Regions from separate parts of the Homo sapiens genome. Here region 1 is linked to region 2. A link is an interaction called in ENCODE POLR2A ChIA-PET data of the cell type or tissue named here. Cell type or tissue: Panc1. All regions are shown on one strand. Links, peaks and the distances in the headings refer to the core of each region. The heading gives the core; the rest is flanking DNA.

Region 1 (15,906 bases), core at 3,709-8,708, 110 kb before region 2:
GAAGATGCTAATACTTGATGCAAATGAGCTGGCAGTTCTAGGACCAGTGGGGATGAGGCTTGGACCAGGCAGAGAACAATATCCTCCATTCTTGTTCTGATGAACCCTCCTTCTTTTCTGTCTCCTCTTTTTCATGCATTGAGGATCGTGCTTCTTCAGGGAAATAACTACCATGCGTCTTCTGAACAAATTTCATTGGATAGTTTTATACCACCGCATAGTAGAAGACACAACATCCTACTTTGGCTGACATCCTAAGCGTTTTTAATTTACAAAAGTGTAGTCATATGGAATTGGTTAAAATCTCATCCAGGAAATCACAGACCAGGCTCACTTCTTAAACAGAGACAGTTTAATACACAAAATTGGTTACACAGGTATGGGAAGACTGAGAGAGCAATAAAAGGAACAAGAAGGAAAAGGTGGGGTTACCAGAAGTTTAGGAGCTCAGAAGAAAGGCCTGGGGTAGCCCGTGCTCAGACTGTGAGGTGGCAGGGTCACGTGGTGCTGGGACTTCAGAGTGGTGCAGAGCAGCTGGTGCATGGGCTGTTGAAAGGAGCTGAAGGGCCAGGCACGGTGGCGCACCCCTGTAATCCCTGCACTTTGGGAGGCCGAGGTGGGTGGATCACCTGAGGTGAGGAGTTTGAGACCAACCTGACCAACATGGTGAAACCCCATCTCTACTAAATAAAAAAATTAGCTGGGTGTGGTGGTGCATGCCTGTAATCTCACCTACTTAGGAGGCTGAGGCAGAAGAATCACTTGAACCTGGGAGACGGAGGTTGCAGTGAGCCGAGATTGTGCCATTGCACTCCAGCCTGGGCAACAAGAGTGAAACGCCGTCTCAAGAAAAAAAAAAAGGCCGGGCGTAGTGGCTCACGCCTGTAATCCCAGCACTTTGGGAGGCCAAGGTGGGCGGATCACCTGAGGTTGGGAGTTCGAGATCAGCCTGACCAACATGGAGAAACGCCATCTCTACTAAAAATACAAAAAATTAGCCGGGCATGGTGGTGCATGCCTGTAATTCCAGCTACTCGGGAGGCTGAGGCAGGAGAATCGTTTGAACCTGGGAGGCGAAGGTTGCAGTGAGCCAAGATCGCGCCATTGCACTCCAGCCTGGGCAACAAGAGCGAAGCTCCATCTCAAAAAAAAAAAAAAAGGAGCTGGAGCTGGCTGCGCTGGCTCATGCCTATAATCCCAGCACTTTGGGAGGTCAAGGCAGGCGGATCACAAGGTCAGGAGTTCAATACCAGCCTGGCCAAGATGGTGAAACCCAGTCTCTACTAAAAATACAAAAAAATTAGTTGGGCATGGTGGTGGGCACCTGTAATATCAAGTACTCGGGAGGCTGAGACAGAGAATTGATTGAACCCTGCAGGCGGAGGTTGCAGTGAGCCGAGATCGCGCCACTGCACTCCAGCCTGGGCGACAGAGCAAGACTCCGTCTCAAAAAAAAAAAAAAAGGAGTTGGAGGGTGGAGCCATAGCTACCTTCACATGCAAGAGTGATGCCAGAAGAAGGTGGAAACAGGAAGGAAGTTTCTTCTCTTCTTCCACCTTCCTTTGTTAGAACACAGCTGGAAACCAGCTGACAAGGAGGCCTAGGAAATGTAGTTTGGGAGTCCTGGCCGCAGTGTCGAAGAGCAGCTAAATGTAGAAGATGGGCTCGAGGCTGCTAGACAGTAAGCAAATCACCAAAACAAAGCTCTTTGTCTGATATAATAAATAAATGTGCTGTTTCCTTCAATCAGCATGTGTGTTAAAAGACCTAAAATGGACATGATCCGTGTGCAGTCTTGATTCCTATGTTCTTATGGGAGCACCTTGTGGCACTCTGCTTCTAGAATATTTAAAGATATAAATTTCTGTATAATATGGCACCAAAACAAGTCAAGTACTTTATCTGGTGTTTTTCTTGATACCCTAGTGCTGGGGGTGATGGGGGCATTGTGGGGACTGGCTGCTCTGGATTTAGAGCAAAGTTGTATGTCTAAACTAAAAGTCATAGGCACCTTTAGGATAAATTTTTTTTGTTTTCTTATAATTACAAAGTGAGTAATTCATGTATACAGGATTATTATAAAGAGTTCGTACAGTACAGGAGTGTATAGAGCAAAATATGAGATTTCCCCTTCTTTCCCACTCCCACCTCGTATTCCTACTGTACTCCCCAAAGGTGACCCCTGGCAACAGTTGGTTACATTGTCTTTTAGTCTCTCAAGAGTAATTCTGACTACAGATGAGTTTCATGTACTACCTTTAGGCCCTGACCCCTCTACTTCCTGATGGTACATTATGATTTCCATATATTATCATTTAACTCAATTTGCAAAACAGATGAAAAGAACAGCTTAATCTTCACATTATATGAAATGCAATGGCTTTCTCTATTCTTTGAATTAAAAATAAAAGAAAATTTAGTTATTTTAGATCATACTCTTAAGACTTATTTATTTCCTTTAATACCTGTCCAAGTGTACAGATATATATTAATATTTTATGCTTATGTGAAGAAATAAGTCCAACTGCAGATAATGAAACTTGTCTCTGCCAAGTAAAGTACAAACCAAAGGAATGGTTACTATTTGAAAGAAAGCTTTGAAAAATAAAAAGGCCCATGCATGGTGGCTCACGCCTGTAATCCCAGCACTTTGGGAGGCCTAGGTGGGCAGATCACGAGGTCAGGAGATTGAAACCATCCTGGCTAACATGGTGAAACCCCGTCTCTACTAAAGATACAAAAAATTAGCTGGGCGTGGTGGCGGGCGCCTGTAGTCCCAGCTACTCGGGAGGCTGAGGCAGGAGAATGGCGTGAACCCGGGAGGTGGAGCTTGCAGTGAGCCAAGATTGTGCCACTGCACTCCAGCCTGGGCGACAGAGCCAGACTCTGTCTCAAAATAAATAAAATAAAATAAAATAAAATAAAATAAAATAAAATAAAATAAAAAGGCACATTATCTTGGATTCATAATTTATTGACTTAAAATAGTAAAGGAACACTAAGGAGATAGTTTCAAAACATTTAAGCCTTGAAGACTTTATTTTGATGTCCTCGAAGTCAGCATCAGTGTTTATTTGGAAAGAGATTTTTGGAGGGACCTCTCTCCAGTCAAAACTAATGAACCTTACGGAGATCATTTTAATGAATTCCAAAAAGAAGAAATAATCAGTCATGTTTGCCAACCATGATGCATTAAAATTAGAAATTAACGCTAAACAGATAACAAAATCTAACCATTTGAAAATATTAAAACATCTAAATAACATTTGGATTACGGAAGGAATTCAAGATTATTTTGAAATAAATGACAGCAGGAATCCTATAAATCACCACTATGGGCTGTGGCCATAGTTATGACCTAACAAAAATTTCTAGCCCTATGTTCTTTCATAATTAAGGAAGAAATATTACAATATAAAGTAAACACTCAATTTACAAAGCTAGAAAAAGAACAACAGATTCAAAAGAAGGAATTACAAGTAAAGTGGAATTGATAAACCAAAATTGGTTATTTGAAAATACTAAATAAATAGACAAGTCTGATTGAGAGAGGGAAAATAGAAATCAACAATATTAGGAATGAGAATAGTATATGACCTTTCGAAAAACTATAAAAGATTCTTGTGACAGCTTAATGTTGGCAAATTTTAAAGTCAAAATAATACGTACACTCATGTATATTACTAATACCGATGCAAGAGGGAGTATTAAATCTGGGGAAAGAGGTCAGGCTCAGTGGCTCACACTTGTAATCCCAGCACTTTGGGAAGCTAAGGTGGGTAGATGGCTTGAGCCAGGGAATTCAAGACCAGCTTAAGCAACATAACGAGACCTTGTCTCTACAAAAAGTAGAAAAAATTAGTCGTGCGTGCTGGCACATACCTGAGTGCCAGCTACTTGGGAGGCTGAGGTGGGAGGATCACTTGAGACCAGGAGGTCACAGTGGCAGTAAGCCATGATTTTGCCACAGCACTCCAGCTTGGATGACAGAAACCCTCTGTCTAAAAAATAAATAAATAAATAAAATAAAAACCTGGAGGAAGAAATCTTATAACCATAGAATAAAGTGCAAAAAAAGTGAAGAAAAAAAAAACCTTTCACAAATGTTACGGACTTGGATCATTTTAACAGGAAAGGTTTTCTCAACATTCATGAAGCAAATAATTCCTATGTTATTTAAAGCATGTAATATTACAAAAAAGATCAAGACTCTTTTTTCTTTTGAGATGGAGTTTTGCTCTTGTCACCCAGGCTGGAGTGCGGTGGTATGATCTAGGCTCACTGTAACTTCCATCTCCTGGGTTCAAGCAATTATCCTGCCTCAGTCTCCCGAGTAGCTGGGACTACATCCACGCGCTACCACGCCCGGCTAATTTTTGTATTTTTAGTAGAGACGGGGTTTCACCATGTTGGCCAGGCTGGTCTCAAACTCCTGACCTCAGGTGATCTGCCCGTCTCGGCTTCCCAAAGTGCTGGGATTACAGGTGTGAACCACTGCGCCCAGACAAGATTCTTAATATATTTTAATCAAATAAGCATAACTCTAATACCTAAATTTGAAAGAACACAAGAAAAAATAATTATGGAATAACATGCTTACAAAAATACATGTAAAAATTCTTACCAAATTTGAGAATTAATCAAAGTGTATATATATTTTTAAAAATAATATACCTTTACTGATCTTTTTGTGATTCATCAGCATGATGATTGGGTCTTCACACAAAAGTTTAAGATGTGCCTCCCTCACATCTTATTATCGTGTCAGCATATTTCCTGTCTGAAGTAAGAAAAATGAAATAAAAATAATATACTATTACCAAGTAGTGTATGTCACAGAAATCCAAAGTTATTTTAGCCTTTAGGGGGAAAAGTTTGGTATCAGATAGATAGTAAAAACTATTGCATTTGGTAAAAATCAGAAGCCATTCCAAGTATCAACATGATAAAAAGCATTTATAAGAAACCAAACTAAAGGCCGGGTGTAGTGGCTCACACCTGTAATCCCAGTATTTTGGGAGGCTGAAGTGGGTGGATCACTTGAGATCAGGAGTTTGAGACCAGCCTGGCCAGCATGGCAAAATCCCGTCTCTACTAAAAATACAAAAATTAGCCAGGCATGATGGCACATGCCTGTAGTCCCAGCTACTCGGGAGGCTGAGGCAGGAGAATCACTTGAACCTGGGGGGTGGAGGTTGCTTAGTGAGCTTAGATTGCGCCACTGCACTCCAGCCTGGGCAACAGAGTGAGACTCTGTCTCAGAAACAAACAAACAAACAAACAAACAAATAAATAAATAAAAGAAACCAATCTAAACTTCTGCTTAAAGACGAAATGCTAGAGATATTCCAGAGTCAGAAGTCAAGTAAGGATGAATATTTTCTTAGGCTTATTCAGTGTTGTTTGCCTTTACTGGCCAAGACACAAAGCAAGAAATGAACTGTAAATATTTCAAAACAAAGCAAAATTGCTTTTATTCGTAGATAATATACATGTCCACCTTTAAAATTCTAGCGGAAACCGGGAGGCTGAGGCGGGAGAACCGCTTGAATCCCGGAGGGGTAGGTTGCGGTGAGCCGAGATCGCGCCATTGCACTCCAGCCTGGGCAATAAGAGCCAAACTCCGTCTCAAAAGAAAAAAAAAAAAAAAAAAAAACCTAGAAGAAACCACTGAAAATCCATTAGAATTCAGCAACGTGAAAGAATATAATATAAATACAGAGGAATCAATAACTTATCTATATATTATCAATAAACAAAATATAAAGGTACAAAAATAACCCATTCACAGTAGTAACAAAAACTATAAAACAACACAATTGAGCTTCAGAAATAATATGTAACTCCTATTTGAAAACAATATAAAAACTTACCTTACATAAAATATAAGACCTCCAGGCGGCCGGGAACATTGGCTCACGCCTGTAATCCCAGCACTTTGGGAGGCCGAGGCGGGCGGATCACGAGGTCAAGAGATCCAGACCATCCTGGCCAACATGATGAAACCCAGTCTCTACTAAAAAATACAAAAATTAGCCGGGCATGGTGGACGCGCCTGCAGTCACAGCTATTCAGGAGGCTGAGGCAGGAGAATGGCTTGAACCCCCGAGGCGGAGGTTGCAGTGAGCCGAGACTGCGCCACTGCACTCCAGCCTGGGCGACAGAGTGAGAGTCCCAAGACTCCATCTGAAAATAAATAAATAAGTAAATAACCTCCATGCATGGTCATGCACACCTGTGTCTCAACTACTCAGGGGGCTTAGGCAGGAGGATCACATGAGCCCAGGAGTCTTGGGCTGTAGTGCACTATAGTGATGGGGTGTCCACAGTAAGTTCAGCATCAGTATGGTGACCTGCCAGGGGCAGGGGACCATCAGTTTGCCTAAGGAGGGGTGAACTGGCTCAGGTCAGAAAAGGAGCAGGTCAAAATTGCCCTGCTGATCACTAATGGGATCGACTTTGTGAATAGCCACTGTACTGTAGCCTGGGCAACATAGCAAGATCTCATCCAGCAAATAAATAAATAAAATATAATACTGTAATAAATGGAAAATTATTTACTATTCCTACACAGGAATACTACATAGTAAAAAGACAACAATTTCCTGAAAATTAATACAAATATTTAAAGAAATTCCAATAAAAATTCCAATATGATTTTTATCACTTGGTGGAGGCTAACAGGACGAGCTTGACAATTTGATGTTAAAGTTTACTTAGAAGTTAATACTCCAAAATAACCTAGAGATTTTTGTTTTGGTTTGTTCTGTTTTTAAATTACCTTTTTTTTTTTTTTTGAGACACTGTCTTGCTCTGTCACTCAGGCTGGAGTGCAGTGGCATGATCATGGCTCACTGCAGCCTCCACCTCTCAGGCTCAAGCAATCCTCCTTCAGCCTCCTGAGTAGCTGGGAGTACAGGCGCATGCCACTATGCCCAGCTATTTTTTTTCTTATTTTTTGTAGAGACAGGGTCTTGCTATGTTGCCCAGGCTGGTCTTTAACTCTTGGGCTCAAGCGATCCTCTCACCTCGGCCTCCCAAAGTGCTAGGACTACAGGCATGAGCCACCTCACCTAGCCTAATTATACTTTTTGAAAAAGGAACTACAGGAGGAGACTTGCCATAGAAAATATCAAGACTGATTACAAAATTATATTAGGAAAGGCCAGACATGCAACCAGCACTTTGAGAGGCTGAGGCGGGCAGATCAGCTGAGGTTGGGAGGTCGAGACCAGCCTGGCCAATGTAGTGAAATCCCGTCTCTACGAAAAATACAAAAATTAGCCAGGCATGGTGGCACACACCTATAATGCCAGCTACTTGGGAGGCTGAGGCAGGAGAATCACTTGAACCCGGGAGGTGGAGGTTGCACTGAGCCGAGATCATACCACTGCACTCTAACCTGGGCAACAGAGTGAAACTCCATCTCAAAAAAAAAAAAAAATTTAGGAAAAAGGAGAGGGAAGGTCAATAAGCCCAGCAGATCAATAGGCCAGAAACAGGTCTTTATATGTATGTCACTTAATGACAGGGATACACCTGGGAAAATGTGTTATTAGGTGATTTCGTCATTGTGTGAACATCATAGAAGGTACTTACACAAACCTGGGAGGTAGAGCATACTACCCACTTGGGCTATATAGTATGGCCCATTGCTCCTAGGCTATAAACCTGTACAGCATATGACTATGCAGAACACTGTAGGCCATTATAACATAATGTTAAGTATTTGTGTATCTAACCATAGAAAAGGTACAGTAAAAATACAGTACAAAAGATACAGAATGGTACTTCTGCACAGGACAGTTCCATTATAATCTTATGATCACTATTGTATATGTGCTCTATCGTTAACAGAAATGTCACTATGTGTGTCATGACTGTATATGAGAATGCCTATATGAGAATGTATGGGGAAATATATGTGAGTAAAGTTTGGTATCAGATAAAGCTGGCATCTCAAATAAAAAAGGCGAATTAGTTAATAAACGGAGCCAGATCCATTCATAACCCAAGGGAGGTAGTACAGGAGGGTAATAGTAGATCTCTAGGTATGTGTCTTTGACAGAAACATTTCAGGATGGTGGATTTAAGAATTAAATACGAAAAAAAGATAACATGAAAGCATAAAAGAAAATACAAGAAGACTTTTAAAAATATGCTCAGAGAAAAAGCCTTTCCAAACCATAAAAGCTGGATGTGACTACCTAAGACTCTCTCCAATGAAGGGCAAAGTTTAAAAGACACATGATAAACTGAGAGAAAACTTTTGCAGTATATGTAACAGAGAAAGAGTTTAGGTTCATAAAATATAAAGAGATCCTATGATTAAGAAAATAAAAAACAGCCTAATTAGGGAGGAGACTAGTAAAGGATATGAACAGACAACTTACAGATAGAAACATAAGAAGTCAATAAATATTTTTGTCCAGGTGCGGTGGCTCACGCCTGTAATCTCAGCAATTTGGGAGGCCGAGGCACTCAAATCACGAGGTCAGGAGTTCGAGACCAGCCTGACCAACATGGTGAAATCCCATCTCTACTAAAAATACAAAAATTAGCTGGGCATGGTGGCACGCGTCTGTAATTTCAGCTACTCGGGAGGCTGAGGCAGGAGAATTGCTTGAACCCGGGAAGCGGAGGTTGCAGGAGCTGAGATTGCGCCACTGCACTCTAGCCTGGGGGACAGAGTGAGACTCTGTCTCAAAAATAAAATAAAATAAAATAAAATAATCATTTAGGCCAGGCGTGGTGGCTCATGGCTGTAATCCCAGCACTTTGGGAGGCCGAGGCGGGCGGATCACGAGGTCAGGAGATCGAGACCATCCTGGCTAACACAGTGAAACCCCGTCTCTACTAAAAATATAAAAAATTAGCCAGGCGTGGTGGCGGGCACCTGTAGTCCCAGACACTTGGGAAGCTGAGGCAGGAGAATGGTGTGAACCTGGGAGGCGGAGCTTGCGGTGAGCCGAGATCGTGCCACTGCACTCCAGCCTGGGTAACAAAGTGAGACTCCATCTCAAAAACAAACAAACAAACAAAAATTTAAATATATATATTTAGACATATATATAAAGATAGACAAATATACATCAAATAATTGACAATAATTCTTGGGAGACTTTCTCTTTCTACATTATATATTTCTGTATTTTAATTTTATATAACTTACATTGAATTGTCTTTATATTTAGAGACAACATTTCTTAAACACATAGTAGGAAAACGGAATAAACCTAATAATTCTAAAATTTTCTTCAAATTTGGGTTGGAGCTAATCTGTTGCATAGGTTATTAGTTCTATATGGTATATTTTCTATATAGCTGTAATATACACATAGCTATTTAGAAACTATGGAGTGATATTCAAAGTCAATTCTTTATTTAAGGGGAGAAAAATGAAGACACTCTATAGTTTATCTTAATAAGGTTAATATCTAAATCTCCCAATGTCAACAATTATAATTACAATATATAAATTTTCCTCTTTATTTTGTATGTTGTTATCTTCAAATTCAAAACTTCCAGGCCGGGCGTGGTGGCTCACGCCTGTAATCTCAACACTTTGGGAGGCCCAGGCGGGCAGAACACTTGAGATCAGGAGTTTGAGACCAGACTGGCCAACTTGGCAAAAACCTGTCTCCACTAAAAATACAAAAATTAGCCGGACATGGTGGCACACACCTGTAATCTCAGCTATTCGGGAGGCTGAGGCAGGAGAATCCCTTGAACCCGGGAGGCGGAGGTTGTAGTGAGCTGAGATCACACCACAGCACTCCAGCCCGGGCGACAGAGGGAAACTCTATTAGAAAAAAAAAACTTCCAAGAACACATTTCCATGTAGATTCCCTTCTAATATAGTATTTACAGTAAGATACTTAAGTCTAAGTACAGACTTGCAAATCTGTGGAGGAATCATAAACATTTATCAGCTACCTTGAGAGTGGATAAAATTGCATTTTACTAACAGCAACAGAGTCAAAGAGCGTGCAGTGAAGGTAGTGTACACAAATATTGAACAAGGAGGTTATAAATTACAAAACATTCCAGTCATATTAGAGATTTTTCTCATAAAATGTGATGTTTGTTTTTCAAGCAAGATGACTGAAATGGAACAACTCTATTTATTTGATGATTTCTCCAGGTGGATGATGCTGAAGAACCTGACAAAACAGGGGAGAATAAAGCACCCAGTAAGTTCCAGTCCGTGGGAGTGCAAGTAGAAGAAGAGAAGTGGTAAGTCCACATGCACGCATCCTCTTTTGTCTTGATGTTTTGAAGTAAGGTAAAAGCATTTTTCCCCGTGATAAGTCTACAAAATTCAATGATATTTTCCTCTAAGTTTTGGGAGTATTTAAAGGGTGAAGTTGAATCAATATTAGTTGATTCTCTCCTGTACTTTAATACTAGACACCACTCCATTTGAGTTTTGTTTGAATAGTACTGTAAGCATATTACATACATATAAATACTGTGTGCAGTACTCTTGGGTTGCCAAACTATACCTCTGAAAACAAAAAAAATAAGAGACCTTCCCATATGAGACAGTGCACTTTTTATGAGAAGAGAACTTACCTTATTTCTATTTCTATTCCCAACACTTAATAGTGTCTGGTGTTTAGTGTGTGCTCAATGAATGATGAATGAATGAATGATGAATGAATGAATGAATGAATGAATGAAAAAGAAGATATTCCCTGTCATTATCCTGAATCACCAGTCCTTCAGATTACTCTTTACCTACTTTAGAGCCTTAGTATCTATAAATGGGAAATGTAGGATTTCATAAAATTACAGAATTTGGGGTCAATAATTTCATGTTGTAAATGAGAATCTGATGGAGAGAGGCATGTGAATTTCTCAAACTGGGAGTTTCTTGGTGGGTAGAACCATGTTTTATTGCTAGTAGTACCCCCAGCTTCCAGCATTGTGATTTGCACATACTAAATATACAGCAAATGTTGGCTGAATAAAGTAAAACTGGAGTTACGGTGAGAGAAACTACTCTAAATTATAAATCAGTGTATCATCTCAACTTTGCTACTAACTTTCAGTGTGTTAATTAGGAAGAATCATTTGAATGTCACCTATCCATCCTTCCATTATCCATCCATTCAATAAAATCTATGGAATGCCTCCTATAATCAAGGCTACATGTAACGTAAACTGAAAATCTGAAAAGGAGGAATTTATCAGTTTATGGAAATGGTCCTGTTTTAGAACCTCTCACTATTGATTGACACTATACTTTTAAGAGGTGTGTATATATATCATATACATATAGTTAATATATTTATTAATAAATTCTATGTGTGTATATGTAATATATATATATAGTGTGTGTGTGTGTATAATATGGCAAAAACCTCAATTACTTTTGCACCAACCTGATATAATTATGCAATGCTGGAAGCCCAGAAAACTGGTACGATCATTCTGGAAACAAATATGACAAAAGTTAGCAATAGTTACACATCTATCCGTACCAATTGACCCAAAAATCACACTCTTGGGGCTTGAGTTAAATTACTCAATGAAAGGTAAACAATTGTGAAACATTATTTATCATTGTAAAAGAAAAACACTAATTATCAAATAACCAATAATAGCATGCTTTTGTAATTTATAGCACCTCACCAAGGTAAACTATTATACAGCTATTAAATATCATTTATTTAAAAAGGTGGAGAAACATGGGGAAATTCCCATGATACAATGTTAGGTGAAAAACTTTAATATATAATATCCACGCATAGTGTTCATGCAGATGGACAAGGACTGAAATGTAATACGTACAAATGGTAGGTTTAGGAGTGACTTTTTTCTTTTACTCTGAAAAGTTTTAGTAATCATTTTTTTTTGTTTGTTTGTTTTTTGTGTGTGGTTTTTTTGAGACAGAGTCTCACTCTGTCGCCCAGGCTGGGGTGCAGTGGTGCAATTTCGGCTCACTGCAACCTCCGCCTCCTGGGTTCAAGCGGTTCTCCTGACTCAGCCTCCCGAGTGGCTGGGACTACAGGCACGGACCATCACGCCCAGCTAATTTTTGTATTTTTAAGAGAGACGGGGTTTCACCATGTTGGCCAGGATGGTTTCGATCATCTTGACCTTGTGATCCACCCGCCTTGGCTTCCCAAAGTGCTGGGATTACAGGCGTGAGCCACCGCGCTGGGCCGGTAATCATTGCTTTAATGTCCTAGGCATATGTTTCTTTATTAAGTGTTTTAGAAAAATTTTTGAAAGTATACATTTAGTAGACATTAAAGAAAATATATTCCTGGACATGGGCAATGGCTCACGCCTGTAATCCCAGCAGTCTGGGAGGCCGAGGCAGGTGGATCACCTGAGGTAAGGAGTTCAAGACCAGCCTGACCAACATGGTGAAACCCGTCTCTACTAAAAAATTACAAAAATTAGCTGTGCGTGGTGGTGGGTTCCTGTAATCCCAGGAACTCGGGAGGCTGAGGCAGGACAATCCCTTTAACCCAGGAGGCAGAGATTGCAGTGAGCCAAGATGACGCCATTGCGCTCCAGCCTGGGTGGCAGAGCAGACTCTGTCTTAAAAAGAAAAAGAAAATATATTCCTCCATCTCCCACCAGCCCAGCTTGGTGCCTTTTCTCAACGATGTAGTGGTTGACAGCACAGACTCTTGAGCCAGAACACCAAATCCTGGCTGTGCCCCTTACTAACTGAGGGGCCATAAGCAAATTACTACCCATCTTTGTGCCTTAGTTTCCTTATATGTAAAAAGGGGGTTACAAGCAGTTTCCACTATAAGCTAAAAGGAACTCGGAAGTCACCACTCCATCTTAGCAAGTAAAAATCTCAACAAACTAAAAAATCAACATCTCTTTGTATATCTCTTAGAGAAGGGAGGTCACAGGGCACACTGCTTCTCCCAAAATTGGAAAAACAGACAGATACAGAGACTTACAACTTACTGGAGTAGAAACACAAGTAGAAATCTCTGCAGGAACCAGCACAGGGTAAGAAAACGTAAGCAGTAACTGAAGAATTGTTGGAGGCTCAATATTGACAACTCTGAGAGTTAAAAGCTCCAAGGAAACCCAGTCATAGGGAGAGCTCACACTTTTGTGAGTTTTACCTCCAGGAACTCTACCAGGTCCTCAAAGTGAATATCAGAGAAAAAAAATCTCCTTGTGCTTCCAGAAAGGGGAAGGAAAAAATAACTACTTTGAAATATGCCAGCACTTTCTCTTCTTATTCACAGGGCCTGCACGCAGCAGAAACTATTTTACCAGAACCTTTTGCTGGCTGGGGTTTTATCAGAGCCTAGAACCTACCTGGGGGAAGGAAAACACTCAGCTCTAGTTTCCTCTAGCCTTCCACATGGGGGAAGGGACATACCCAACCTCAGCCCCCTTCAGGCACCTTATCCCACGTAAGAGAAAAAAATAAAAACAACTGAGAAACACTGATGAAGTTCACAGACCAGGAGCACAGGCTCACCAAAAGGCTGAGACTAATCATAGAACTGTAGAGCACTTTTCCCTCACACACACCTTACCAGTACATTACTAAATGCCAATTTACCACAGTTCCTTTCACCCAGTACATCATGCCCACTTTTCAAAAAATTACGAGGCATACTAAAAGGTAAAAAACACAGTTTGAAGAGATGGAACAAGCATCAGAACCAGAGTCAAATATGGCAGGAATGTTGGAATTACCGGGCCAAGATTTTTTTCTAATTATGATTAATATGCTAAGGGCTCTAATGAAAGAAGCAGAACATGTAGAGAGATGGAGAATGAAAAAGAGTTCTAAGAGAGATTTAAAAAGAAATGCTGGAGATAAAAAACACTCTAATAGAAACAAAGAATATCTTTGATGGGCTCACTAGTAAACTGGACACTAATGTCTAAACTTGAGGATATAACAATAGAAACTTCCAAAACTGAAAAGCAAAGAGAAAGAAGACTGATAAAAAGCCAGATCAGCTGGGCACGGTGGCTCATGCCTGTAATCCCAGCACTTTGGGAGGCCAAGGTGGGCGGATCACCAGAGCTCAGGAGTTCAAGACCAGCCTGGCCAACATGGAGAAACCCCATCTCTACTAAAAATAAAAAATTAGCCGGGTATGGTGGTGCATGCCTGTAATCCCAGCTACTTGGGAGGATGAGGTAGGAGAATTGCTTGAACTTGGGAGGCGGAGGTTGTGGTGAGCCGAGATCGTGCCACTGCACTCCAGCCTGGGCAACAAGAGCGAAATTCCGTCTCAAAAAAAAAAACCAAAAAAACAAAAAAAAGCCATAACAGATTATCTGAGAACAGTGAGACAGCTACAACAGGTGTAACTTTACATGAGAGAGGAATACAAGAAGGAGAGGATGGAGAAAGGAACAGAAGCAATATTAGAAGCAATAATAACAGAATTCCCCCAAATTAATGTCAGACACCTCAGATTCAGGAAGCTCAGAGAATACCAAACAAGATAAATGCCAAAACAAACAAACACAAACCAAAAAACTACACCTAAGCATATCATATTCAAACTTCAGAAAAATAAGACTTTAAAAATCTTGAAAAAAGTGAGAGGGAAAGAACATCTTACCTATAGAGGAGCAAAGATAAGAACTAGGCCGGGTTCAGTGGCTCACATCTGTAATCCCTGAATTTTGGGAGGCTGAGGTGGGTGGATCACTTCAGCCCAGGAGTTCAAGACCAACCTGGGCAATATGGCAAAATCCCATCTCTACAAAAAATACAAAAAGTTATCTGGCTGTGGTGCATGCCTGTGGTCCCAGTTACTCAGTAGGCTGAGGTGGAAAGATTGCTTGAGCTTGGGAAGTGGAGGTTATAGCGAGCTGAGATCACACCACTGCATTCCAGCCTCAGCGACAGAGAGAGACCGTGTCTCAAAAATAAACAAACAGAACAAACAAACAAAAAAGATAAAAGATAAGAGTTATATCTGGCCAGGCACAGTGGCTCATTCCTGTAATCCCAACACTTTCGGAGACACAGCGAGACTTAGTCTCAAAAAAAAAAAAAATTAACCAGGCGTGGTGGCGCGTGTCTGTAATCCCAGCTACTTGGGAGGCTGAGGCAGGAAAATCACTTGAACCCAGGAGGTGGAAGCTGCAGTGAGCCGAGATCACGCCACTGCACTCCAGCCTGGGTGACAGAGTGAGACTCCATCTAAAAAAAAAAAAAAAAAAAAAAAAGGGAGAGAAGAGGGCTTCTGCAGGGAAATTCCCATTTTTAAAGCCATCAGATCTCATGAGACCCACTCGTTATCATGAGAACAGCATGGGAAAGACCCACCCCCATGATTCAATCACCTCCTGCCAGGTTCCTCCCACAACGGGTGGGAATTGTGGGAGTTACAATTCAAGATGAGATTTGAGTGGGGACACACAAAACCATATCAGTTGCCCAGGATGGACTTGAACTCCTGGCCCTAAGCAATCCTTCCACCACAGCCACTTGGGTAACTGTGGCCACACAGATATAATTATTATTATTATTATTTTTTGAGACGGAGTTTTTGCTCTTGTTGCCCAGGCTGGAGTGCAATGGCATGATTTCGGCTCACTACAACCTCTGCCTCCTGGGTTCAAGCAATTCTCCTGCCTCAGTCTCCTGAGTAGCTGGGATTACAGGTGCCCGCCACCACGCCTTGCTAATTTTTATATTTTTAGTAGAGACAGGGTTTCACCATGTTGGCCAGGCTGGTCTCAAACTCCTGACCTTATGATCTTCCCGCCTCGGCCTCCCAAAGTGCTGGGATTACAGACGTGAGCCACAGTGCCCGGTTACCCTCTTCTCCTGTCTGCCACCATGTGACATGTGCTTTTCACCTTATGCCATGATTGTGGGGCCTCCCCAGCCACATGGAACTGTAAGTCCCATAAACCTCTTTCTTTTGTAAATTGCGCAGTATC
Region 2 (14,715 bases), core at 9,716-14,715:
GTTGTTTTCTGCATTATAGGAATGATGCCAGTGGTAAAAAAAAAAATCACGCAGCTTGGTTTCAGGGATGATGATGACCTCATCAGCACTACAACAGCCACCACTATCTCCAGCCTACAGCCCCCGCCTGAAGCCCTCACACTACTTCCTTGTATAACATCATAGGAGAGAAGTAAAGACAGCATTAAGGATCGGGGGAAGGGAACTTTACTGCTGCTGTTGTAAGAAACTGGAGAAAGGCAGACGAGAGGTGTGGGAAATAGGCGAGGCCAGGACCCAGCAGGACCACCTCAGAGGCGGACTTGGGGACAGTCACCTCCCAGGCGGCAAGTGGAAACCGGAGTCAGAACCTGAGCCAGGTAGATTTGCTCATCTAAGATCCAACAATAACATGGATTTGTAGGTCAATCAGCTTTGCTCTAAAACTCTAAAGAGGTTCTACATTGTTACCTCATTTAATCCTCAACAACCTTGAAATTTAGGTATCTGTTTTTTTATATAACGAGAGATGAAGAAGCCCAGATTTAGAGATGCCAAATGACTTGAGCAGCTACAGAAGTTCAATTCTCTTTCCCCTGTTTCCTTAGTGTTTTTTTTTTGAGACAAAGTCTCACTGTTGTGCAGGCTGGAGTGCCATGGCACAAATTCAGCTCGCTGCAACCTCCGCCTCCCAGGTACAAGTGATTCTCATTCCTCAGCCTCCTACTGATGCGTAGCTGGAACTACAGGCATGCGATACCATGCCTGGCTAATTTTTGTATTTTTAGTAGAGACAGGGTTTCGCTATGTTGGCCAGGCTGGTCTTGAACTCCTGACCTCAAGTAATCCACCAGCATCAGCCTCCTAGAGTGCTGGAATTACAGATGTCAGTCACCGCGCCCAGCTCCCCAGTGGTTCTAAAATATCTCCCAATGCAATGTAAAAAATGCATCAATTTTTTAAAATTCCAAACATGGGAGTGTAAGACTCTGGAGCAGAGTTAAGGGAAATGTGCCTGGAAAGGGAAATAAAGCCCAAGGGCAAGTATGAACCTGTCATTGAGAGTAAAAAGGATGAGAGGCCAAGGGCAATGGCTCATGCCTATAATCCCAGCACTTTGGGAGGCTGAGGCGGGAGGATCACTTGAGCCCAGGAGTTTGAGACTAGCCCCGGCAACATAGAGAGACCCTGTCTGTACAAAAATTTTTTTTTTGAGACGGAGTTTCGCTTTTGTTGCCCAGGCTGGAGTGCATGATGCGATATCGGCTCACTGCAACCTCTGCCTTCCGGGTTCAAGCAATTCTCCTGCCTCAGTCTCCCGAGTAGCTGAGATCACAGGCACGCACCACCACACCTGGCTGATTTTGTATTTTTAGTAGAGATGGGGTTTCTCTATGTTGGTCAGGCTGGTCTTGAACTCCCGACCTCAGGTGATCCCCATGCCTTGGCCTCCCAAAGTGCTGGGATAACAAGCGTGAGCCACTGCGCCCAGCCTGTACATTTTTTTTTTTTTAAATTAGCCAAGTGTGGTGGTGTGCACCTGTAGTCCCAGCTACTCAGGAGGCTGAGGTGGGAGGATCACTTGAGCCTGGGATGGTGAGGCTGCTGTGAACTATGATTGTCCAGCCTGGACAAGTGAAACCTTGTCTCAAAAAAAAAAAAGGGTAAGAGCTCAACTTTTCGAAAAAATACCCATGCTATCTGACCTACCACCCTGGCTTAGTAAAGGGTACTGCCATTATGTTTCTAGCTCAGAGTTCTCAATCCACTGCCAAAGCCTCAGTTACTATCACCCAAACCTGTTATCCAGGTGTCAACTTCATGGACAGAATATGTTGCACTTAGCAGCTGCATTACGACAACAGAGTTCCCCGGAACTGAATTGTTGTTACTTCCAGCATTAGACGCAGGCATTAATTTACATATACCTGCATACACATCACTGTAAACGTGCCTGAGTCCAGCTTCTCCTTTTGCAGAGAGATTTGATAGCCCCTGGATGTGGATGCAGGGCTTCACACCTGATGCCTGGGATGATCATCCATAACGCACAATGTGGAAAATGCCCTTCCAGGAAACCAGGCTGCTGTGTGTGAACCTAGTGAGCAAGCATAGAAACAGGAAGGCTGAGATTAGAGCCTGCTCTACAGCGTTTTGATGTTTCCTGAGCCACTGCTGAGGCTCTGAGAGCTGATCAAAGGTACCTCTGCAGGCTCAAATTAACACAGAGTTGGTGAATCAGGCCAGCACCTGCCTGCAAATAGCAGCATATTTCACCAAATCAGGTTAATCTTTTCATCAAGGCAGGAGGTGGCAATCCTTTCATAAAACCTTCACAAGTTAAGTTTATTCCTGTTGTACCTTAGCTTTCTGAAGGAAAAGTAATGAATGGCCTGTTCAATTTTCTTCCCTTGGAGGTACGTATTTATTTTAAAGCTGATCTTTACCTCATGGTGTATACCATTGAAGACCTCCAGCCCTAAAGAACTTGCCTTGTTTCAAAAATGGTGGAGGTTTTGGGGTTGAAAGAGAAGAATGGGAAGGCATTGTCATAAATCTTCACTTTCCTTTTAATGCAGGTGGGATTTATAACTTCAAGTATTTGTATAAGAGCAGTACCTCACCTCTGTTTGGGGAAATATAGCTAAAAAGCCATAATTTTTGCAGAGAGAAAGCAGAAAGGCGCAGCACAGAGTAAACTATAGCCACTGGATAGATCTAAAGATTCTAACAGAGCTCAAATAAAAAACAGAAACTAACTTAAAAAAAAAAAAAAAGGTACTAGCCTAAGGCTGCAGGCTCAGAAAACCGATACCTACAAAGGGAAATGAAATGCATCGAATAATAGATTAAGTGTTAATACTTACGCAGAGAAGCTTCAAAACAGATTTCTTGCCTTGGAGGAGTTCATTATTTCAGGCATTGGCTAGTCATAAGACTTAGGAAACCAAGAGGATGTGTCAGATCCTGCAAGTCTCTCCAAGAAGCAGATGTGGTCACAAGGAAATGGAATGGGGGAGGGGAGGGAGGAATTCGAGAGAGCAGAAAAATAAGTTGAGATATTTGGAAAATAGAGCTTGCATATGATTATCTGCCAAAGCAACCCCCAAATTTTTATTGAACAGTATAATAAAAATGGAGACAGTTCCAAGTTGTTTCATTTCGGGGATAGGGTGTGGAAAGAGTGTGAGCAAACAGAATCACCCCATGACTGGGGGCCCCATTACAGCTGGTAACCACAGACAAGCTGAACTTTGAAGAGTGTCAGTTTCCTCAGCTACACAATGGGAATAACACGTCCCATTAGGGTTGTGAGGACTAAATATGTATATGTGGTATTCAACAAATACAATAATAATATAATAGATAATAATTTAATATAAGGTGTTTGATAAGTACATCTTTTCCTTCTCAAATTAATCCAACACTTTCACTTCAATACTGGGTTTACAGATGATACCAGAAAATAACACTATAATGGAAAGAGCTATTGTTATTTATCTATTTGTTTTTGAGATGGAGTCTCATTCTTGCCCAGGCTGGAATGCAGTGGCGTGATCTCCTCTCACTGCAACCTCCGCCTCCCAAGTCCAGGCGATCCTCCTGCTTCAGCCTCCCAAGTAGCTGGGATTACAGGCATGCACCACCATGCTCTGCTAATCTTTGTATTTTTAGTAGAGATGGGGTTTCACCATGTTGGCCAGGCTGGTCTCGAACTCCTAGCCTCAAGTGATCTGCCCACCTTGGCCTCTCAAAGCCCTGGGATTACAGATGTGAGCCATCACGCCTGGCTGGGCTATTTTTTTGTTTAAGTTTCTTACTTTTATTTTTTCAATTAACAAAAGTATATATTTATGGTATACAACATGGTGTTTTGATATGTGTATACATTGTGAAATGACTGAATCAAGCTGTTAATTAGAGAATTTAAAATAAATGATGTTCTAGATTGTGTAGATTTATTGTACAAGCAGGCTAGGGGAAAAAATGTTTTGTTCGTTTTGTTTTGTTTTGTTTTGTTTTGAGACAGAGTCTCGCTCTGTCGCCCAGGCTGGAGTGCAGTGGCGCGATCTCGGCTCACTGCAAGCTCTGCCTCCCAGGTTCACGCCATTCTCCTGCCTCAGCCTCCCGAGTAGCTGGGACTACAGGTGCCCGCTACCACGCCCGGCTAATTTTTTGTATTTTTAGTAGAGATGGGGTTTCACCGTGTTAACCAGGATGGTCTCGATCTCCTGACCTCGTGATCCGCTGGCCTCGGCCTCCCCAAGTGCTGGGATTACAGGCGTGAGCCACAGCACCCGGCCAATGTTTTGGTTTTTTTTTTGAGACAGTGCCTTGCTCTGTTGCCCATGCTGGAGTGCAGTGGCGCAACCACGGCTCACTGCAGCCTCAAACTCCTGGGCTCTAGCAATCCTCCTGCCTCAGCCTCCCAAGTAGTTGGGACTAAAGGTGCACACCACCATGCCTGGCTAATTTTTAATTTTTTTGTAGAGACAAGATCTCGCTATGCTGCCCAGACTGGTAAGCCCCCACGCTCAGCTGGGAAAAGATGTTGACTAATGTAATACACTTGGGCTTTTCACAGAATCATTCAAGTAAATCAAATTTCAAAATGAAAATCAGGCTAGGCACAGTGGCTCACACTTGTAATCCCAGCACTTTGGGAAGCCGAGGCAGAAGGATTGCTTGAGCTCAGGAGTTTGGGACCAGCCTGAGCAACACAGCGAGACTTCATCTCTATAAAATTTTAAAAGCTAGGCCTGGTGGAGCTCACCTGTAGTCCTAGGTACTCAGGAGGCTGAGGCAGGAGGATCATTTGAGCCCAGGAGTTCAAGACTGCAATGAGCTATGACCACATCACTGCATTCCAGCCTGGGTGGCACAGCAAGATCCATTCTCAAAACAATAACCACCACCACCAAAAAATCCCTGAAAATCATTGGAAAGAAATTAAAAGCAATAAAACATTAATAATCAGACTAGGTAACAGTCAAAAAGTTGTTTTGACTTGTTAAACAGGATAATTTTTTAAAAGAGGCATATGTAAAAATTTAAATGTGTACCTTTTGTTGCATTTCAACCTATTTACAGTCTCTGAAAGCCTTATCCTCACATTACAATTTATATGGAGATAATTTATGCCTTTAGAGTATTAAAATATATATTAGCAAAAATTTGAGACAAGATAGGAGAATTGAATTTGTCCTAAGATCATAAGTTAGAATGATCTGATCAAATAAGAATATGTTCAAGTTTCAGTAATTTTCTTTATAAAGAAAATAATTTGGAGGCTGGGCACGGTGGCTCACGCCTGTAATCCCAACACTTTGGGAGGCCAAGGCGGGTGGATCATTTGAGGTCAGGAGGAGTTCAAGACCAGACTAGCCAACATGGTGAAACCCTGTGTCTACTAAAAATACAAAAAAAGAGTGGGACGTGGTGGCACACGCCTGTAATTCCAGCTACTTGGGAGGCTGAGGCAGGAAAGTCACTTGAACCTGGGAGGTGGAGGTTGCAGTGAGCCGAGATTGAGCCACTGCACTCCAGCCTGGGTGACAGAATGAGACCCTGTCTCAGGAAAAAAAAAAAGGAAAATAGTTTGGAATATTTTTAAAAAACAAAACAAGCTGACACTTCCTAGAGTAACAATTTATCTTCTGAAATCCCTCCATGGTTTTATTTTCCTTACCTCTATGTTAAATATTTGTCTATAAATATGTTCCTTCTAAACCTGAGTAAATTTCCATCATTGGATTTGGTTTCCTTTCTAAGTCACCCACAGTGTGCTTCAAAGGTTGCACATTCTATTGATGTCTATAACACATTTCATTCAAAAACCCCGTTTCCTTGATATTTAGTTAAATCTCTGTACTACTTATTATTTTTATTCATTGATTTCTCATGCTTCCTTTCTTTGCCAGCTGTGCTATTGTAACCATCAACCCTAAGTTACTGCTCTTCTTTCAGCCACAAAGCATTTGTTGAATGTCTCTCTTTTCAGCCTCTGAATCATAAAACTCAGCCCAGAACATAGCCTGTTTTTAATTAGAGGTCACGATTTTTGGAGGTTAAGACTTGACACATTCTCCTGTTAATGAGCTGAATGAGACCTAAAACTGATCTCTAAACATTGCTTTTTGCTCTCTGGCCAGTTTCCAGAGATAAATTTTACTTTTTGATTGAATACAAATGAATATTTTGTATTCCTGCAGTAAGTTTTGGGGTCTATCACTCAGAGGCTTAGCTTTACATATGGTATGAGCTATGTGTATATAGTACCAAATATCAAATTTATGCTAAACTCTAATTGAACAAGCTGACCTGGGTGACAAAATAATTCTACAGCAAATTATATTTCTGTAAGACAAATTACATTTCTGTAAGACTCTAATTTTCAGTCCTTCTGTCCAAACAAAAAAGACTACAGAAACAATTTTTGTTTTGTTTTGTTTTTAGGTCTGGAAAAAGAACGGTCAACTCCCCATGTTCTGGATAAGGACAGAAACAATGGCTGATTTAAAGAATTATTTAAGGCAATGGTTCTCAATCTTGTCTATGCATTGGAATCACTAAGAGATCTTCTAAAAATTCCCAACTCGAGGCCACAGTTTTTTTTGTTTGTTTTGTTTTGTTTTTTGTTTGTTTTTTTTTAGCTTTCTAGGTGATTCCAGTGTTCAGTTAAGTTTGAGAACCACTGATTTGGAGTTTCAAAGTAACTATAGTAAAATTCTAGTTTCTAGTAATAGTGGATTTTTTTTTTCCTTTTTCAGACTAATTCCCTCCAGGTTAACAATCATGAAGTGTGAATGAACAAAAAGTTAAACAAACAAAAAGCTAGTTGAAGGCCTGAAGAGTAACCAAAAGCATAAACTGGAGGGTCGTCTTCCCCTAAAAGAAGAGAACTTCAAGATGTACAAGTTTGCACCTTTTGCCTGAAGGCAGTCCTCATTCTTCAGAAGGTTAGGGGTGGCAGAAAGCTGCATCTTCAGTGGCTTGAGATGTCAAGGACAGAAATGGGGTGGGCAGAGCAGAGCAAAAGTTAAGAAAGTTAGGAGAAGAATTCTGGAAAGAGGGGAACTGAAGAAGGAGCAAATCTCAACCTCTGAACAGAAATTTTGTTCAAATCCCTAGTTGGTTTGTGCAGCAGGGGAGACGCCAGTGGGCCCATTGAAAGGCAGCAGCCGGAAGCTGAAAACTAATCAGAGACTTCGGCTGCTATCCATTACAGGATGGTTTGAAGTTTCAGTTCAGGCGAATGAGCTGCTTGAGGACAAAAGTTAACTATTCTGAGGAATGTAGCCAAATCCGTAGTCTTTATTAATGTACCATCCATACTGTCCAGCATGTAATAAAAAATCACTAGACAAGCAAAAAAAAAAAATGACCCCATACAGAAGTGAAATATAATCAATGGAAACTGATTCTGATTAGGACATGTTACAATTAGCAAACAAGTATTTAAGGCAGCTATTATAAATGCTTATAAGGATATATATTCATAATTAGTAATGAGGAATCTCAGAGAATTAGGAATACTAAAGAACCAAGTGGAAATTTTACATGTGAAAAATACTAGTACTATAATGAAAGTCCACTGGATACGTTCATGAGCAGACTGAAGACAGCAGAAGAGTTAGTGAATTGCAAATAAATTATACAAATTATTCAATCTAAAACAGAAACAAGACTGAAGAAAAGAGCTTCAGAGACATACAGGACAACCTCAAGTGATCTAATGTAAATTTGCTGGAGTTCTGAGACAGGAAAGCAAGAAATAAATGGAAAAAATGGCCAAAATTTCCCCAAGTTTGATTTTAAAATAAATAAAAAAAATAGATTTACAGATCCAAAAGTTCAATGAACCCCCAGCTAAATAAGTACAAACAAACCATACCTAGGCATATTTTAGTGACACTGCTGAAATTCAAAAATAAGACAGCCAGAGAAAGACATTATATTTATGAGAATGATACAAATGACAGCTGATGTCTCATCAGAAACAATGGAGGCCAAAAGACAATAAATGCCTGCCAAGTGCTGTAAGAAAAAAAGCTATCAACCCAGAATTCCCCATCAGTGAAATGATCCTTCAAAGATTAAAGTGAAATAAAGTCATTTTCCATGAACTCATTTTCAAAGCGTTTCAATGAGCCTAAACTTGTCACTGGACTACAGTTCTCAAAGAAATCATTCAAGCTGAAAAGGAAAGACCTCAGATGTCACTCAAATCTATAGGAGACAATGAAGAACATCAGAAATGGTCAATGTTTGGCAAATATAAAAGATACATTCTTTTTTCTCTTAATCATTTAAATGACGCTTGTTTTAAGTGAAAATGATAGCATCGTACTGTTGCGTTTATTATGTATGTAGCTGTAATATATGTGAAAAACCAAGGAAGAGAGGAGAGGGTGAATGGAACTATACTGTTCCAAGGTTCTGTATTTTATGAAGCTGTATCATATTAACCCTAAGTGGATGGTAGTAGGTCAAAGATGTATGCTGTAATACCTAGAAGAACCATTTTAAAAATATGGTGTATAGTTTATAAACCAATAGAAAAATTAAAACACAAAACTGTACTTGTACCCCCTAAATCTATAAAAATAGGCCAGGCTTGGTGGCTCACATCTGTAACCCCAGCACTTTGGGAGTCTGAGGAGGGCAATTCACTTGAGGCCAGGAGTTCAAGACCAACCTGGGCAACATGGCGAAATCCCATCTCTACTAAAAATACAAAAAAATTAGCCTGGCATGGTGGTGCATGCCTGTAATCTCAGCTACTTGGGAGGCTGAGTCACAAGAATCCCTTGAACCCAGGAGGTGGAGGTTGCAGTGAGCCAAGATCACGCCACTGCACTCCAGCCTGGGTGACAGAGCGAGACCCCGTCTCAAAAAAAAAAAAAAAAAAAGAATACTTTTTTAAAAAGAGAAATTAAAACAAAATCAGAGAAAAAGACATTATATATATGAGAATGCTGATATTCTCATATATCTTAATATATGATATATAATATATAATAATAATGATATAATGATATATAATAAAAATATTCAACCTGAAAGAAGGCAGGAAAAGAGGAGCAAAGAAAAAAGCCAAATGGTAAACTCAATCTAAACATATCAATAATTACAGTAAATGTAAATTGACAAATGCTAAGTAAAAGGCAGAGATCATTAGACTAAATAAAAAAGCAAGACCCAAACTATATGCTATGGGATGAACTTCAAAAACACAAATAGGTGAAAAGTAAACAAATTAAAAAGATATATTGCACCATGTAAATTATAAGCATAAAAATCATTTCTATTTGGCTTTGATATGAACAGCTTTTTACATTTATCTTTTCACTTAAATGTACCTGTTTTTAAATAATGGATTACATTCATTCAACACCAACTATTATCAACCATGACCTGTAACAACCTCAATAGGGAAAAAATGAAGTAAAACATAGGGAATTTAAGGTGACTTACAGTTTTTCTTTTAAATGAGTCATATGGCTCCTTTCCTTCTCCTTCCAGTATGAGTGATGAAACACCGTAACAGGGCAAACCTTTTAGGACTTGCTCATTTCCCTCATCTATACTAAAGCAAAATGTTCAGCCTTTGATCTAGCTGTTGGAGCAAGTAATGATTCTGGATCACCTTTGCGTCATTCATTTTTATTAATGTTTATTTTGTTCCTTGTATTTACTTTACTAGTACTTTTTGGGTTTTTGTCTATTTCTGTGACTCTCTGAGGTGAGGCCAGACCATTCTAAGCTGATGTGCCCTACGAAGCTGCACCCCACAGGCTAGAGCACAACATTCCCTCACCTAATTTTCTTACGCCTCTTGGTAATCATCAGCAGTTTTTTTCTTTCACTTACAAGGAAAGTCTTTGAGTTTAGCTCTTTCTACAGTAGGGACTTTCTAAAATAGTTTCAAAATTAGACAAATTTGTATTTTTCTACATTCTTTAAACAATACTGAAGCTCTGATGCTCCCTCACACTTAGACAATTCATAGCTGGGGCAGGGCTGGAAAGAACATGACCGTAACAACAAAGCAAGCTCATACTAAGCATGACTACAAAGAATGGTTTTGTGGCATGTGACAAATCTGCTCAACCATACAAGTGAAAGGAGCAACACCAATTCCCTTCTGGCCATCTGGGCTTTGTAAGTGATTGTCTATCCCAACAAACTCCACTTGTACATAGCACCATTTTTTCACAAACTGAGACCTTGGAAAATACTCACCTAATAAACTGACAATCCCACCATAGACAGAACCCCACCGTTTATTTCATCATTTTAGAAAACACTTTTGAGATGTTTTAAAAGGTAATTTCTCTGCAAATACTATGCTACATTTGAATACAAATGCCTTAACTAAATGTACCACTGAACAAAGGTTATTTTAAAGGGTAACGTGGAAAAAGGGCAAGAGATTGCTTGCGTTGTTTTCTTCTGAAAACTCAGCAATAACCGGATGCTTCAAGACTTTTCTTTATAACATGGCCACGTTTTAAACTACGCAGGACAGATCAGCAAGGGATTTAGTGGCTAGCTAAACACTAAAATGATTCATTTCAATTTGCCATGCAGTTTAAGTAAAGCTCTAAGGGCCTGCTATGCCTCCTATCAAGAGTAAATATCACACATCCTGTTTATGCAAACTGGCTTGTTGTCCACAGGTTTTCAAAGAGCTGGTGACACCCCCTAACACTGCACCCTACCCCCCCAGCTTCCTGCTCACTGGGGTGCTATATTCCTACTTATTTTTAAGAAGCACCTCCCTCAACAGAAATACTCTGAATTACAACAATTTTTAAAGAAAATACTTTATTATGTCATGAAAAAAAAGGCATCAACCAACTAGATTCATACTTGTTTGAAAAAAAATGGAAAATTTATTAATTAGACAGTATGTGGGCATCCTGTTCCACATGGGAATGAGAAGATGCTATAGGTTCTCTAAGTATTGCACAGTCTGAAAAAATAACAAAAAAAGGGAAGGGGAGGAAAAAAAAAATCACATGATATTGGGAACCATCTCACATTATGAATAATCTACCAAGAAACATTTAAAAAAGAAAACCCTTTGTTTCTACAGTAGCTTTAAGTTTATAGTTCTTGGAATGACTGTATTCCATTGAAGACATCTCAGTAACAGGAAGCTGTTTTAGCAATCCCATGTGCAAATATTAATAAAAAATATATAAAATAATGCAATTCATCTCTTGCCTTCACCCCGGCAATCATGACATTTCTGAGAACTGTTTTGCTTGAAAATGGGTTAAGCTGTAAGTTTTGCCTGAAGCTCCATCTCTGCAGCCCGTTTGAGTGCAACATCCACTAGAAGCTGAAATCCACTGAAGTCCTGGTTGAGGTCCGGTGGAGTAGGGGGAGGAGTGTTGAAAAGACCACTCTGTGTATTCGTACTTGGTCCAGATTTACAAGTGTCCTCTGGGTACATGAGAGAGGTGTCTGTGAAGTTTTTGGCCGCTATCTGCTGTATATCTGTGTTTTGTCCCACACCGACCGACTGGCAGAGAGAGAAAGGGACATCTTTCAATGCAGTCACAGTGGTATGGCAGATCACTGATGGACGAGCCAAAACTGATCCCGGGGATGACGGCTTAGGAGACAGTGGCCTCCCTAGGGTTGGGTTTGGCCCAGCTGTACAGGAATGAAATGGGGTCTCCTCTAGAGCTGGCATGAAGTTTTTGATGCCCATCACGGACTCCACAGAGCTCGTTTCAGAAATCTTGGCCCCACGGCGGGAAATTGTGAACTGATTTGGATCTTTGCCATCCTTTCTCAGCATGTCAGGGAGGAGCCTGCGGCGGGCGTTGATGAACCAGTTACAGACCTGAAATCATATCGGTACGCTTTAACATTTTCCTCATTCACTCAGCCAACGGGTTCTGAGAATGTTCTATGGGGTACCTAATTGATCTTGCTCTCTGAATTAAAGAAAGCATGAAAAGCCTTATCTGAATTTACAATGTTATTTCAAGGTATCTGAGCTCCGCCAAGAAAGCAAGCTACCACCTGTCATAAGCCTTCTAGTTTCTAATACAAATTTCCTTTTTTGTCTCTTCATACTTAAACCTTTTCAGGACGAAGAAAAAGACATACAATCTCAAATGCTTAAAAATGATTTGAGAGAGAGGTTTACTTTTTAACTCTCCCCATTTTAACCTATCACCTACTGCCCCAACATTTAAGTTAATCAACTACAGGAAAACCTCTCCTTATGAAAAGGGCCACTCCTCCCAGTAACTGATTTTTCCCAGTTCAAATGACTGTGTCAACAGACATAACATGAATTACCTCACTGAAGTCGTCCTTGTTTAAATATCAAACCAGTTTCCTGGACAATAGAGTAAGGTTTAACCTCCTTTTAATGTCTGTTGCATAAAGGAAGGTTCTTTTAGGCATTAAAGGAAATGCTATCTGATAGATGACTGTCAAGTGTTTCTGTGTTCTCTAAATAGCTAGTTATTAGCTTTTAACACTATCAAGTTTACAATAAAAAGATATTCCTTCTGTCTTTGAGTGGCAAGGAGCTTAATGACTTGACACACAGGAATGCCATAAAATGACTTTGAAACTAAAAATGCATCCATAAACCTCACGCTCTCTTTCTTTACCTGTAGCGTAGACAGGTGTGTTTGCTGGGACAGCAACGCTTTTTCTTGCTCTGAAGGATAGGCATTGTAACGGTGCTCATACAGCCAATCCCGAAGAATCTGCACAGACTCCTTGGGTAGGTTGCCCCTTCTCCTTCTCTTGCCTGAGCCAGCGGATGAAGAAAGGTCCAAGGGAATGTCCATGCTGTCCTCATCCTCAGTCTCACTGCCAGATGCTGCAACAATACCTAGGAAAGGACAAGGGCCAGTTGTCAGTTGCTTTATAAGCACAGCAACTATTGCAAAGCTCACTTAACGCTGACCATTCAATGTAACCATGCTTTCCCAACAACTGAGAGCGAGGAGAAGGAGCAGTGTTTTCTGTCCTGAATTCAGGGTCCAAGTAAAAGTAGTTTGACTAGCACCACATAGGAGGCTCTCAACCAAATGCCAGATGCCTTTTCTCAGCCGCTTTCCTCTAGGATTCATTAACTTCTCACATTCCTTTTGAATGATGGTCAGAAAACTCTTTCGTCTAATCATTGGAGGAGACAAACTGCACCCAAAATGAATAACCTGCCACATTTGAAACAGGAAGGGTGCTGTGGCAGTTGGAATATGCCTACCAACCTTCTTTCTAAGATCAGTGCTAACTAGGAAAAGCAACCTAACCAGTCCTAATGTACATTTTAAATGCTACTCTTCCTCCTTCCTCTACTGAAGGTTTGAAATGAAAGGGAGCACTCGTACATTTTTTTTCATGGATATAAGGAAGGAAAATTACATACTACGCTGAACCCAGTTAGTATTCTAAAGGTAAAACACATGTTAAAATTTTCTGCTAACACCATGCATGGTCATTTCTTATTCATTGCTATCCACATTTATTCAAAGTTAGACACCTACTTTAAATGGGCAGTACTAGTCACCTTTTATTAAATACGACCACTGATGTTTTCAGTTTCATCACACAAAAATATTTTTCTACTACTGGTACTTTAGTAAGGTCAAAAGATGCCTAATACTAAATGAATTAAAAATGTCTCCTAAATTTCAGCTACCAGTTTGAGCTCAACCTAGAATAGAATACTACATATCAATAAGCAGAGTTCAGTCTTAAATGATTACATGACAAAGGAAACTGAATATGCAAGCCCCAGAGGAAGCTCTTTTGGCTGTAAGTACTTTAATCCTGCCAGAAATTTTAAGAATTCACAAGCCATAGAGAATATTTAAATCACAGATGGACGGGGTTCAATAAAGCTCCAGAACTGGCCTTTACAGATATTTAAACATCATTCTGAACTTAAAAAAAATTAAATAACAAACGCTATTAATTCCACCTTTCAAAAACTACAGCAGGCTACTCCGAATGACTAAAGAAATACATTCTTTTGCTTGTAGACAATCTAGAATCTTAAAAACAGAAATGAATTACAAACAATGGCATGCTTGAAAAAAATCAGTACTTCTATATTAGGGGAAGTAATTAAAATAACAAAAATGTAAAGGTAAGCATTTTTAGCTTTGTATGCTTTCTTTCCTCTGTAGTATGTAATTTTGGTTGAAAATATGACTTGACCTTAATTGAGCCAGTTCCCCTTGACAGGAAATAAACACGGAATATTCCTCTTAAGCTAAACACCGTGTTTTTTAAAGGAATTTTTCCCACCCTTTTAATGACTCTGACTTGGTGACACATTTTTAGTTTTGGACTGCAGGGGGCAGAAGGTGCTGCAGGGTATTCCTACAAAAGGCAGAACTCTCCAAAGACAAAGTAAAGTTCTAACAAAGAGGTGGATGATCTTGCAAATTCACTTTAGCTCACAGCTTAACAAACAGCTACAAATAAACTGCACAAGAATCCTAAGTTTTAACTGCCATGTATTTGAAATTCCCCTCCCCTGATGATTTAAGTTTTTAAAAAGGTTTTTAAAAGTGCCCATTTAAAACTGAAACTACTTTCACTATTGGCAAGATGAGACTTTCAAAACCTATATTGAAATTTGGGTGAAGAACTATTAATAAAATAGCTTAAAGAAATTATAGCTGAGTTCCTGTCTCACATTGGCTTTAATAATTAAAGAAATCGAACTTTTAAAAAAAGTGTTAA

Evidence for each region. ChIA-PET counts read pairs that join two places held together with the same protein. Peaks named below come from ENCODE experiments on the same cell type or tissue, not always from the same donor. Only the 100,000 strongest peaks of a DNase experiment are listed, where the experiment ranks them.
Region 1: POLR2A ChIA-PET joins it to region 2 with 12 read pairs; 23 of 35 experiments call an interaction of 5 or more read pairs at or near these places.

What each region holds. Positions count from the first base shown.
Region 1 is chr18:3,561,820-3,577,725 of GRCh38, reverse strand. DLGAP1 (DLG associated protein 1) reads left to right here. Exons shown (of 13, transcript NM_004746.4): 9 at 10,145-10,236. LOC124904373 (small nucleolar RNA U13) reads left to right here and starts at 4,683; the gene lies at 4,683-4,786. It also overlaps the pseudogene RN7SL39P. RefSeq lists enhancers at 758-1,257, 1,258-1,759. In Panc1, for the core only: no CTCF peak of the experiment used is centred there; no DNase peak of the experiment used is centred there; H3K27ac peaks cover 2,369 bases.
Region 2 is chr18:3,454,489-3,469,203 of GRCh38, reverse strand. TGIF1 (TGFB induced factor homeobox 1) reads right to left here. Exons shown (of 3, transcript NM_003244.4): 2 at 12,624-12,850; 3 at 9,226-11,839. The coding sequence ends at 11,264. It overlaps GAPLINC (gastric adenocarcinoma associated, positive CD44 regulator, long intergenic non-coding RNA), which reads right to left and starts at 2,954. Exons shown (of 3, transcript NR_110429.1): 1 at 2,847-2,954; 2 at 1,908-2,077. It overlaps LOC105371965 (a long non-coding RNA gene), which reads left to right. Exons shown (of 3, transcript XR_935106.3): 3 at 6,750-7,360. RefSeq lists enhancers at 1-66, 1,764-2,451, 11,026-11,586, 13,368-13,987. In Panc1, for the core only: CTCF peaks have their summits at 14,115 and 14,319 (motif pointing right); no DNase peak of the experiment used is centred there; H3K4me3 peaks cover 4,656 bases; H3K27ac peaks cover 5,000 bases.